Regions from separate parts of the Homo sapiens genome. Here all the other regions are linked to region 1. The links are chromatin loops, found by intact Hi-C in ENCODE. Cell type or tissue: mammary epithelial cell. All regions are shown on one strand. Region 1 overlaps LOC107987142 (a long non-coding RNA gene). Region 2 has its middle 96 kb from the start of KCNT1. Region 3 has its middle 29 kb from the start of LINC01502. Region 4 has its middle 6.5 kb from the start of UBAC1.

Region 1 (2,500 bases):
GCCCTCCAGCCCCCACCTGATGGCCCAAGTGACCTCGAGCAAGTTGCTGCACCTCCTGACCCCTGTAAACAGGGACAGCCACAACACACTTTCCCAGGTCGCTGTGACCAAGGCCCCTGCCATGCTCAGTGGAGTGCCTGGTACACAGTTCCCCATCACTCCCCATCAGAGAACATCCAGAATGGGATGCCTTCAAACAATAAGTACCCCTGGGATTGCCTTGCCCTGCGGCCGTAACAAAGGACCACAGATTCCGTGGCCTTAACAGCATGCATTTATTTACCATCTCACAGTCATGGAGACTGGAAGTCCAAGATCAAGGTGTGGGCAGGGTTGGGTCCTCCTGAGGCCTCTCTTCTGGGCTTGCAGATGCCGTCTTCTCCCTGTGTCCTCACGGTGTCATCCCTCTGTGCATGTCTGTGTCCTAATCTCCCCTTTGTCTACGGACACCAGTCAGATTTGGGCCCACCCTAATAACTTCGTTTTACCTCCATGGCCCTTCCTCCCTCCCTCCCTCCCTTCCTTCCGGTGGGTGCTCCGGTCTCCTGGAGGCTTGTCCACGCTGGGGCCAGCTTCTCCCAGCAGGTGCTAAGAGCTAAAAGGCAGCATGCAGGAGGCAGAGGGGAAGCCATGGGGCTTCTTCTGCCTCAGCCCAGAAACTGTGCAGAGTCCCTCAGGCCTCTATCTGGTTGCAGGACAGTCACAGAAGCCAGCACAGTTTCGCAGAAAAGGATTGGCTTGGTCTCCTGCTGGGTAAGTGGGGAGGTGGCTGCAGAAGGGTCTGGGTAGAGATGTCCATGCAGCTGAGAGGATGCTGGGCTCCTGTGTACTGCGTCTCCTTCCCTGGCCTCCTGTGTACTGCGTCTCCTTCCCTGGCCTCCTGGGTGGCTCAGCTCTGTGGGGCCACAGGCCCCACCCCACCCCAGAGACATGGAGAGGGGGTTTGTCATTGAACTTGAAGTCGCACTGGCTCTGTCCAACGACCAGTTAAAATGACTCTGGAGGTTTCCATTCTCTCCCATCCCTTCCCCTTCCCTGGCCCGAACCCTGCAAGGTGGCTGGTGTCAGAGATAGGACTCTCTAGGCCTCTACTGTCCTGGCAGCAAGAGCCACTCCCTGCCAGGACCCTGAAGTCAACCAGCTGGATAAAGTCCCCACAGTGACCCCATCCTTGGCCCCCAGCCCCAGCAAGTGGAGGGACAGAAGGACGGTACTGGAGGGGTTGGGGTGGGCTTCAACATGTCCCACAACCAGGGGTTGCATTCTTTCCACCCACTCAACCCACCTGCTCAGCACGCGCCCTGGGCCGGCCTCGGTGGGGAAAGTGCTCCTTCCAAGCAGGGGTTGGCTCGCTGTCCCTGCAAAGGTAGGACAACCCCAGGTGTTCCCAGCCGCACGGCCAGGGGTCCCGTCCAGCTTGGGGGCTCTGCGTCGGCAGCGAGCACCACATTCGGCCCCAACTTAAAGTCTCCCACAGACCTGGAGCCGCTGGGTCCCTCCTGCGCTTGGCGGCACCACAGGCACCAGCCCAGCAGATGGCGCCAAGCCACTGTCCACAGCGCAGCAGGAGGCCTGACGGGGACAGGGACGGGGACAGGGAGGCTATGGGGACCCCGGCTGGACCTCACACGTCAGGACAAACCCGTGACAAATCCCCAGCACACGGTGGTTCTGGGGTGACCGAGCTGTGGCCAGGCCGGGGGCGCAGGAAGGCGCAGAACCCGGGAGTGGGCAGAGGACCAGAAGCAGCTGCGGCCGGGGAGGAAATCGGTGTCCTGGGAAGCTACTTGCGCTGTGCACGCATGGACTGGGTCACGAGGCCAAAACCCACGGTGGCCACGGCAAGAGAGCCCTGGGCCAGCGGAGACACAGGCCACCAACAGGCGGGGGTGGCTTTGTGTGAGGAGGAAGGGGAGGCAGGAGACAGGGGACAGGGGGTGTGACGGAAGGGGCAGCCCAAGATTGAAGGCGCCTCCCAGAGATGGGGCATTCGAGCTGGGTCCTGAAGGGCGAGTAGGAGCTCGGAAGATGGAGAAGGGACAGAGAGAGAGAAAAGGCAACTGTAAAGAGGTCCAGGCTCCTGCCCTGTACCCTGGTTTCACAGGGAGGTAGGGGAGGCTGGCGGTTCTGGAGGGTCAGCCAGGGAAGGGCGACCCCCACTGTCTTCTGTGAAGGGTGCCAAGGGGTGGCCTCAAGGACAGCGTCCAGCCACGAACACAACCAAGATCAGAACCCACACCCGGGGCACAGACGCTTCCACGTGTGTGGAGCTTACAGATTCTCCAAACCGAAATTCAAGGCAGACAGATGGGACTTGCCCTATAACCCAAGGCACATGAAGCGTTTCCCCGACCATGGCGCCTCTGCTGAAGTCAAGTAATAAACAACTCCGCACTTAAATACTCATTCTCCTGGAAAGGGCAACCAGGGCTCCCCCTTACTGTCCCCTCACCCCAAACCCCAAGTGATATCCCAGCCTTGGAAGCAATGGGCAGCAGCA
Region 2 (2,500 bases), 330 kb after region 1:
ACGGCCAGCGCCTGCTGCTCACTGCTCTCTTATTAGAGTGGTGGCCTTCTTGGGCTGGGAGGTGGTGGTGGGGGATGGGGGACCAGACTTTAAGGAAAAATGGAGGCCACACTGTGAAGGACCCTGGCCACAAGCTGCCATCTGGCCTTTGGGACTTTGTATTTTGAGTAGAATGACCATGCACTCACGTACTCCTCCACTCGCTCATCTGTTCATTCATTTATCCATCTGCTCATTCATTCACTCATTCGTTCTGGAATAGGGCTGGGTGTGCTGTTGGGTGCGGTGCAGGGCTGGAGACAAGGAGGCAAGGGTCCCAGCCAGGGGTGGCTTGCATTAATTCATGGCATCTGGGGGGTGTTGAAGTTCATGGGCAGTAGAGAGATGTGACCGAGGCCGCAGTGCCATGGGGGAGTGGTGGAGAGAGGAGGTGCGGCTCACGACTTAAGGATGGAACATTGGAGGCGAGACACTGGAGCGTGCGGGCCCCCAGGGGACAGGAGGAGGCAGGAGGGTGTCCTCAGGGAGGAGGAGGCACAGCCTCAGAAGAGGTTGAGACCAGGCAGCCTTGTCCACCACCCTGCAGGGCCCGAGCAGGGCGGGTGGAGGGTGGTGAGAGGTGGGAACAATGCATGGTGCCTGGGCAGGTGCGTACCGGAGACTGCAGCGCGGAGCTGGTGTTTTGGTGTGTGGAGCTGCCACCGTGGGCTGCTTCCTCCAGACCTGTCCTGCCTGCCACATGCACTGCTCTACAGGGCTGGTTTGCTGCAGCAAAGAACTCAGGGCCGGGAGCACGGCCAGGGTCAGGCTGTTCCCAGGGCCTTCCAGGGGTGGCCGTGTTTGACACATGCCTGGAAGAATGCCTGGTCCCAAACAGCCATCAGTGCCTTTCATGAGCATCCTGGGTGCCAGGCGCTGTGGCCAAGCCCCCAAGGCCCACCCCAGCATGAACTCACAGCCGCTCTCAGAATTTAGGGCTGCTTCGTCACGCTCAGAATTTAGGGCTGCTTCGTCACGCTGCACCCCAGGATTTTAGACAGTGATAGGGTGGATTTGAAGGTCAGCTCTGGTTACAGAGAACAGGCAAAGGGCCCAAGGCACAGGAAAGGGAGCGTTTCCTGGTGATGCTGGAGAGGGCGGAGGCTGCTTGGGAAGCAGAGGAAAGAGGGCAGAGGCGCCCCCTAGTGCCCGTGTGAGAGACGGCGGGTGGCCTCAGGGTGTGGGTGGGGGACACTGAGGGAGGACATGGGGTCTTGAGGGTGTGACAGATGGATCGGCTTGGACACGTGGAGTCTGAGGTACCCCCAGGACAGCCACTTGGAATGTGGAGTGGGCTGACGAGTTCCCGGACTTGAGTGTGGATGGACTTCTGGGGGAGCTGGTAGACGGGTCAGCACCGGCAAACCTCAGTAGTCTGGGGCTGCGTGAGGACCATCAGGAGGGCCAAGACAGACTCTTCGGAGGGCGGGTGGGGTGAGTGTCCAGTGGAGGTCAAGTGAGGTGAGAACCAGCAGCACCCTTCATGTTCAGTGGCCAGGAGCCAGCCTGACTCAGGGTGTGTTTTGGGGGGCACTGGGGGTGGGGTGAGGAAGAGGACGGCATGGGGGAAGGCTGGAGAAGCTCAGCTGCTCAGAGGGGAACAGAGAAAGAGAGTGAGCTCACGTGTGGAGGTGGTGCCAGAGGGCGGGCTGAGTGAGGGCAGGGGCCCAGGAACAGCTGGATGGGAGCTGGCATCCTGGGAGAGCGCAGAGCTCCGGGGTTGGCGCTGAGGCTCGGCGGTGCTCAGCAGACAGGAGGTCAAGCCACTGTCAGTCCCCTGGAGATCTGGGCTCCTCGGAGGTCAGGAGGGCTCCTGGCTGCTGTCCTCTGGGGCGGGCTGGGAGTCGCAGCAGTAGATCGAATGTGTGAGTTGGGGGCTCCGTGAGACTCTGCCCCGGGTGCCCTGTGGCTCCCCTGCAGCCTGCTTTCGGGAATGCCAGGGCAAGTGGAGCAGCGAGGCTCCGGGCAGGTGCAGGGGCTGGGCCGGCTGCTCTCTGAGCATCCTCTGTCCTCAGTCCTGCCTGACTCTTCTGCTCAAGGAGAAGCCCTTGCCCTGCAGCGGCCGTGCCTCAGTGCCCCTCACAGGTCCTCTGTGCCTTCCATGCATGCAAGGTGGGGCCTCTGGAGCCTGGCCCGCACACACAACCATCCAGGCAGCTGTGGGGCAGAGACGGCAGCTTTCTGGGACCCAGGGGCACTGCAGGGGCTGATCATGGTAGCCAATGCCTGGACACCTGGCAGGCGGCATGGCCATGAAGGGGCCGTGCCTCAGTTTCCCCACTGAGGTACATGCACCCTCAGGCAACTGCATCGCTCACCTGTCACCTGGCACCTTCAAGCAGGTGCCTGCCTGGAGGAGCTCTTCCTGGCTTCCAACCAGCTGTGCCACCTGCCGTGGGTGCCCTTTGCAGCCTGAGCACCTGACCAGGTTGGACCTCTCCAGCGGCGAGCATCTGCTTGC
Region 3 (2,500 bases), 520 kb after region 1:
ACAGGATTCTCCTTCAAGACCTCCTGCCTTGCAGGTGTGCTTGGCAGTTCTCTCCCTCCCCTCTCCCTCCCTCCCTGCTTCCCTCCTTTCCTCCTTCCTCATTAGCAAGTCAGCAACACTCTGGAGGCTGAGACCCACCTGGCCGCTGTATGCTCTGGGCCTGCTGGGGGCTGAGGCTGAGGTGCCCTATGTCCGCCATCCCTCTTGCCCCGAACGCCCCCTTGGCCTGCTGGTTGTCATGGTCATGACGCCCACCTGTGTCCAAGGGTGAAGCTGCTTTCTTCAATGCACCATCACGGACATGGGGAGGCCAGTGCTGTGGCAGCGTTTCCAAATTAGCTTGACCCACAGGCACAGGGCACCCCCGGGAACCCCTACCAAACGCCCCCACCTCATGAGGAGTGTGTCCCCCATGCACGGCCAGGGGTGCGCTTTGGGATCTCAGAGGTATCCCCACGGAGGCACCCCAGGCCCTTGCGGGGTCTGAGCGTGCTGTGGTGGACAGGTGCAGCGGGCGGGAGGCAACCGTGTGAGTCTCAGCTTCTCGGCCTCTGAGCCGGGCTCGCCGTGCACAGCTCACACGGTGATGGTCTCTGTGCCTTGGTGGGCGGGTCAATGGACCCAGCGAACATCCGGCTCAACGGTGACAGCAAAGCCTACCTCGGAAGAATCCGGTTTAGGAAGAATCTGCGACTCTTAGGCTGCAGAGTGAGGGTGGGTGGCTCAGGCACAGCAGGTGTCTCAGAACGAGGGTTAGGGCCACAGAAAGACTCCCTGGTAGAAGTCCACCTGGTCCACTCGGTGGGGCTTCCGAGTCTTGCCCGACAGTTGCTGTCCTCCAGGGCTGTCATAAACGCAGATGAAAGCAGGATGGCTGGACTTCTTGGGTCACATTTTCCACCAATATTTCTGTAAAATTTGGCCCGATTTTTCCCAGGGCCCTTCCACGCACTCAGAGGACTCGGGCGCCACCAAGTGGCCATCGTGGGGACGTCAACGGCCGGGGTCGCACATCCTCCGGTGAGGCGAATTTTGTATGAGTTAAATCCTTCGGGATTCAAGGTGACAAACTCCTCGGGGGCTGCCTGTGGGCTCGGCATCCATTCTGTCCACGCTCCAGCCCCGGGAGCTCCAGCTGCCTGCAATGTTGGACTTGCTTCTAATTTGTCACTGCATTCCCTGCTCTTCTATAGGGATCAGCACCAGGGTTAGAAAACCTCTGAAGGCCGAGGCAAGTGGATCACCTGAGCTCAGGAGTTCGAGACCAGCCTGGCCAACATGGTGAAACCCCATCTCTACTAAAAGTATGAAAACTAGCTGGGCGTGGTGGCACACACGTATAGTCCCAACTACTCGGGAGGCTGAGACAGGAGAGTTGCTTGAACCTGGGAGGCAGAGGTTGCACTGAGCTGAGATCCTGCCTCCAACCTGGGTGACGAGAGTGAAACTCGGTCTCAAAAAAAAAAAAAAATTAAAATAAAGAAAGAAAGAAAGAAAGAAAGAAAGAACCCCCCTGGACTTGTGCAGCGGAATTAAGTTGCGAAAACCCTGGAGGCAGATCTGCCATCCGTGGAGGGGGTAACTCGGAACCCATCAGCAGGGTGCATGCTGACCTGTGAGATTTGGGATGCCACATGGCCCCCGAGCCTGGGAAAGAGGCAGCCCCAGGGGGAGGGTGTCCAGAGGCTGCGGAATCTATGGCTAATCATCTATGCAGTTGTTTAGGGATAGGGGTCGATGGGGGAGAAAACCATGCTGAGGCCTAGCGGAGCCGGGGTCACGTCAGGCTGGAGTGGGGCGGCTGTCCCAGGTCACGGGGGTCCCTGTCAGGGGAGGGGGAGCACAGTGGTTAGGGGAGCAGCTGTGACAGTTACGTGAGATGGGACAATCAGCATTTCCAGGGTGCTGCGGCGGCTGCCAGAGCAGGACTGGGTGATGATTTGGGGAAACAAGGCTCTTCCCTTATGAGGGACCCATGGAGTCAGCGGCAGGGTGGGGACACTGTTGGGAGTGGCCATGTCCACTGCTGTCCTGAACACATCCTGAAAGACCAGCGCGACCTGGGGAAGGCACCCACGCCTGCGCCCCACGCTGCCCCACGAGGGTAATGACACAACACAGGACTCAAAGGCCACCCCATAGATTACAAAGCAGCGTCCTTCCTGTTCGCCCTCTGGTGGGCGGGTGTTGCATTGCAGTTTTAATTTACGTTTTTCCTGATGAATAACCATGTTAATTAAACATTTTAATGTTTTTTTTTTTTGTTTGTTTGAGACAGAGTCTCGCTCTTGTCACCCAGGCTGGAGTGCAATGGCACGATCTCGGCTCACCGCAACCTTCACCTCCTGAGTTCAAGCGATTCTCCTGCCTCAGCCTCCCGAGTAGCTGGAATTACAGGTGCCCGCCACCACGCCCAGGTTTTTTTGTTTGTTTGTTTGTTTTTTTGTATTTTTTTTAGTAGAGACAGGGTTTCGCCGTGTTGGCCAGGCTGGTCTCGAAC
Region 4 (2,500 bases), 160 kb after region 1:
GACTGTTGAGGCCGGGCAGGGTGACGAGGACATGCCCTGTCCTAGCGAATGCCTATAACCTCTTCGTGGGTGCAGTGAGTTGAGTAGGGGACCCCAAAACTCATGTCTACCTGTAGCCTCCAAATGTGGCTTTATTTGGAAGCAGACTCTTTGCAAATATCATTAGTTAAGAATCTCAAGATGAGATCATCCTGGATTTAGAGTGGACCCTGAATTCAACGACTGGTATCTGTATAAGAAGAGAAGAGGACACAGAGAAGAGGCCACGTAGGACAGAGGCAGGGATTGGAGTGATGCAACCACAGGCCAGGGAGTGCCATGAAAGCTGGGACAGACCCCCCCTTCGGAGCCTTGAAAGCAGCCAAGCCAGCCAGGGCCTTGGCTTAGGGTTTTTGGCCTCCAGACAGGGGAGGATGCGTTTCTATTGTTTTAAGAACCCTGGTTTGCAGGGCCTTGTTCCAGCAGCCCCAGGACCCTCCTACAGCGGCTGTCCCTTTCCGGGGCTGCTGGAGAGTAACGGAGGGAGGCCTTGTGGGCAGGGTGGGGGACCATGTTCCGAGAACCCTGGAGTCCCCAGGGACTGACTGTGTGGGGCCTGATGCTGCTTTTTCAGTGAGCAGGACCAGTGACTAGATGCTCATCCACTCCTCTCTCTGCACCTGAGCGTCTCCTGCTGCAGGGGGTTGAACCAGAGCTGTGCTTTTCAAGCTGGGTTTCCCAGCACACCCATAGGGGCCTGGGAGTCAGAATGCCTCGGTGCCGCCCTCCAACCTCCTCCCTCCTGCTGCCTAGAGAACTCTTAGTCATCCTTTACGGCCCATTTCCAGTGCCCCTCTCTGGAGGTGCTGGCCTGAGCTATCAGGGTCCTTAGAGCTCCAGGCATCCCCCACCCCTGTAGGCCAGCTCCTGCTCCCAGCCCAGGCTCTCGCATGGCCCCCTGCAGGGTTTGTGGATCAGAAGCAGCAATCTCAGGCCCCGAGGCCCTGAGTCATTCACACACACAGGCACACATGCACCCATATATACATGCACAGCAACATGCACACCCCCCCACATAAACATGCACACATATGCATACATGGCACACACACATGCATGCAGACATATGCATGCACACACACAGCACATATGCACAGTGCACACATGCACACAACACGCCCACACACAGGTGCACACCCCCCCGCACACATGAACATGCACACATATGCATACATGGCACACATGCACACGCACACATATACACACACGGACACATGCACGCATACACATGGCACATATACACAGTGCACACATATGCACACATGCACACAACACGCCCACACACAGGCGCGCGCGCGCGCGCACACACACACACACACACACACACGCCTGCACACTCACCCCCACCACCTCGCCCCTCCAGGCAGGCTGACAGCTCAACTGCACCCTCTAGTGGCTGGCTTGAGGCACCACGGCCAGGCTGCTGCTTGTTGAGTTTCGGGTTGGGTCCAGGCCACCTGGGGGTGCAGTGGATGAGAGCGGCACACCCCACCTCAGTCACACTTGGAGCCCCCTTTGCCAGGAGACCCTGCTTGGCCTGCCCAGCCAGGCGCTGACACCATACGGGGGCTGGGGGCTCTGGCCACATCTGCCCAGGGAGCTAAGTCGAGGCAGGGGTCGGGGAGACCGTGGGCAGGATGGCCTTGTCCTTAGCTGCCACCACCCAGGGCAGCTGGGGCTCCTCCAGGGAACTCTCAGGGCCATGGCAAGAGCCAGGGCAGGCTGGGGTGGCCTCACTCCAGGCCTCGGGCCAGGACTGGCTCTGCCCCTGCAGATGCAGGGAATCTGTCACCTGGGCCTTCGCTGATTCCCTGCAGGGCCTTGGGCAGCTACGCCCAGACCAAACGAGGCAGGGGGAACTGGCAGGCAGCTCCAGGACAACGCACCTGGCCTGCCCCTTCCTGAGAGCTGCAGGGAGTTCCGAGGGCTGACGCCACCGCCGCGGAGCCTGCTCCTGTAGCTGTGGTTGGGGCTGGGGTAGGGTGCCCGGCGTGGCTGTGGTTGGGACTGGGGTAGGGTGCCCGGCGTGGCTGTGGTTGGGACTGGGGTAGGGTGCCCGGCGTGGCTGTGGTTGGGACTGGGGTAGGGTGCCCGGCGTGGCTGTGGTTGGGGCTGGGGTAGGGTGCCCGGTGTGGCTGTGGTTGGGGCTGGGGTAGGGTGCCTGGCGTGGCTGTGGTGGTGGGCTCTCCTGGAGGCCCCTCTGCAGCATGGTCTTGGGGCCCAGCCTGGTCCTCCTGGCCACAGGAGGTTCTGAGAGCGCCCCAGAAACCCCTCCGTGAATTCCTTTTCTGCCTGAACTGGTCAGAGCTGGGGTCTGTTGCTGCAACGAAGAGGCCCCCGAAGCGGCCCCTCCCCCACCCTAGGAGCACGGGGCTCATTCTCCAGCAGACCGGAAGCCTTGTCTATCTTCTTCCTGCTGCACCCCCGGGCCTAAAGCAGCACCCAGTGCACAGTAGGCACT

Evidence for each region. A loop is a pair of places that touch in the nucleus more often than their neighbours do. Peaks named below come from ENCODE experiments on the same cell type or tissue, not always from the same donor. Only the 100,000 strongest peaks of a DNase experiment are listed, where the experiment ranks them.
Region 2: a loop joins it to region 1, with 15 times the contacts of the local background. A loop is called at or near these places in 28 of 110 quality-filtered maps.
Region 3: a loop joins it to region 1, with 15 times the contacts of the local background. A loop is called at or near these places in 38 of 110 quality-filtered maps.
Region 4: a loop joins it to region 1, with 22 times the contacts of the local background. A loop is called at or near these places in 109 of 110 quality-filtered maps.

The regions. Positions count from the first base shown.
Region 1 is chr9:136,122,117-136,124,616 of GRCh38, reverse strand. It overlaps LOC107987142 (a long non-coding RNA gene), which reads right to left. Exons shown (of 2, transcript NR_165242.1): 2 at 252-2,500. Among named protein-coding and RNA genes, the nearest start is that of TMEM250, 4.5 kb to the right of the region's middle. In mammary epithelial cell, a CTCF peak has its summit at 1,538 (motif pointing right); no DNase peak of the experiment used is centred here.
Region 2 is chr9:135,796,527-135,799,026 of GRCh38, reverse strand. No RefSeq gene overlaps it. Among named protein-coding and RNA genes, the nearest start is that of KCNT1, 96 kb to the right of the region's middle. In mammary epithelial cell, a CTCF peak has its summit at 1,187 (motif pointing left); no DNase peak of the experiment used is centred here.
Region 3 is chr9:135,602,544-135,605,043 of GRCh38, reverse strand. No RefSeq gene overlaps it. Among named protein-coding and RNA genes, the nearest start is that of LINC01502, 29 kb to the right of the region's middle. In mammary epithelial cell, CTCF peaks have their summits at 974 (motif pointing left) and 2,169 (motif pointing left); no DNase peak of the experiment used is centred here.
Region 4 is chr9:135,966,650-135,969,149 of GRCh38, reverse strand. No RefSeq gene overlaps it. Among named protein-coding and RNA genes, the nearest start is that of UBAC1, 6.5 kb to the right of the region's middle. RefSeq lists an enhancer at 66-699. In mammary epithelial cell, a CTCF peak has its summit at 1,428 (motif pointing left); a DNase peak (open chromatin) is centred at 1,419.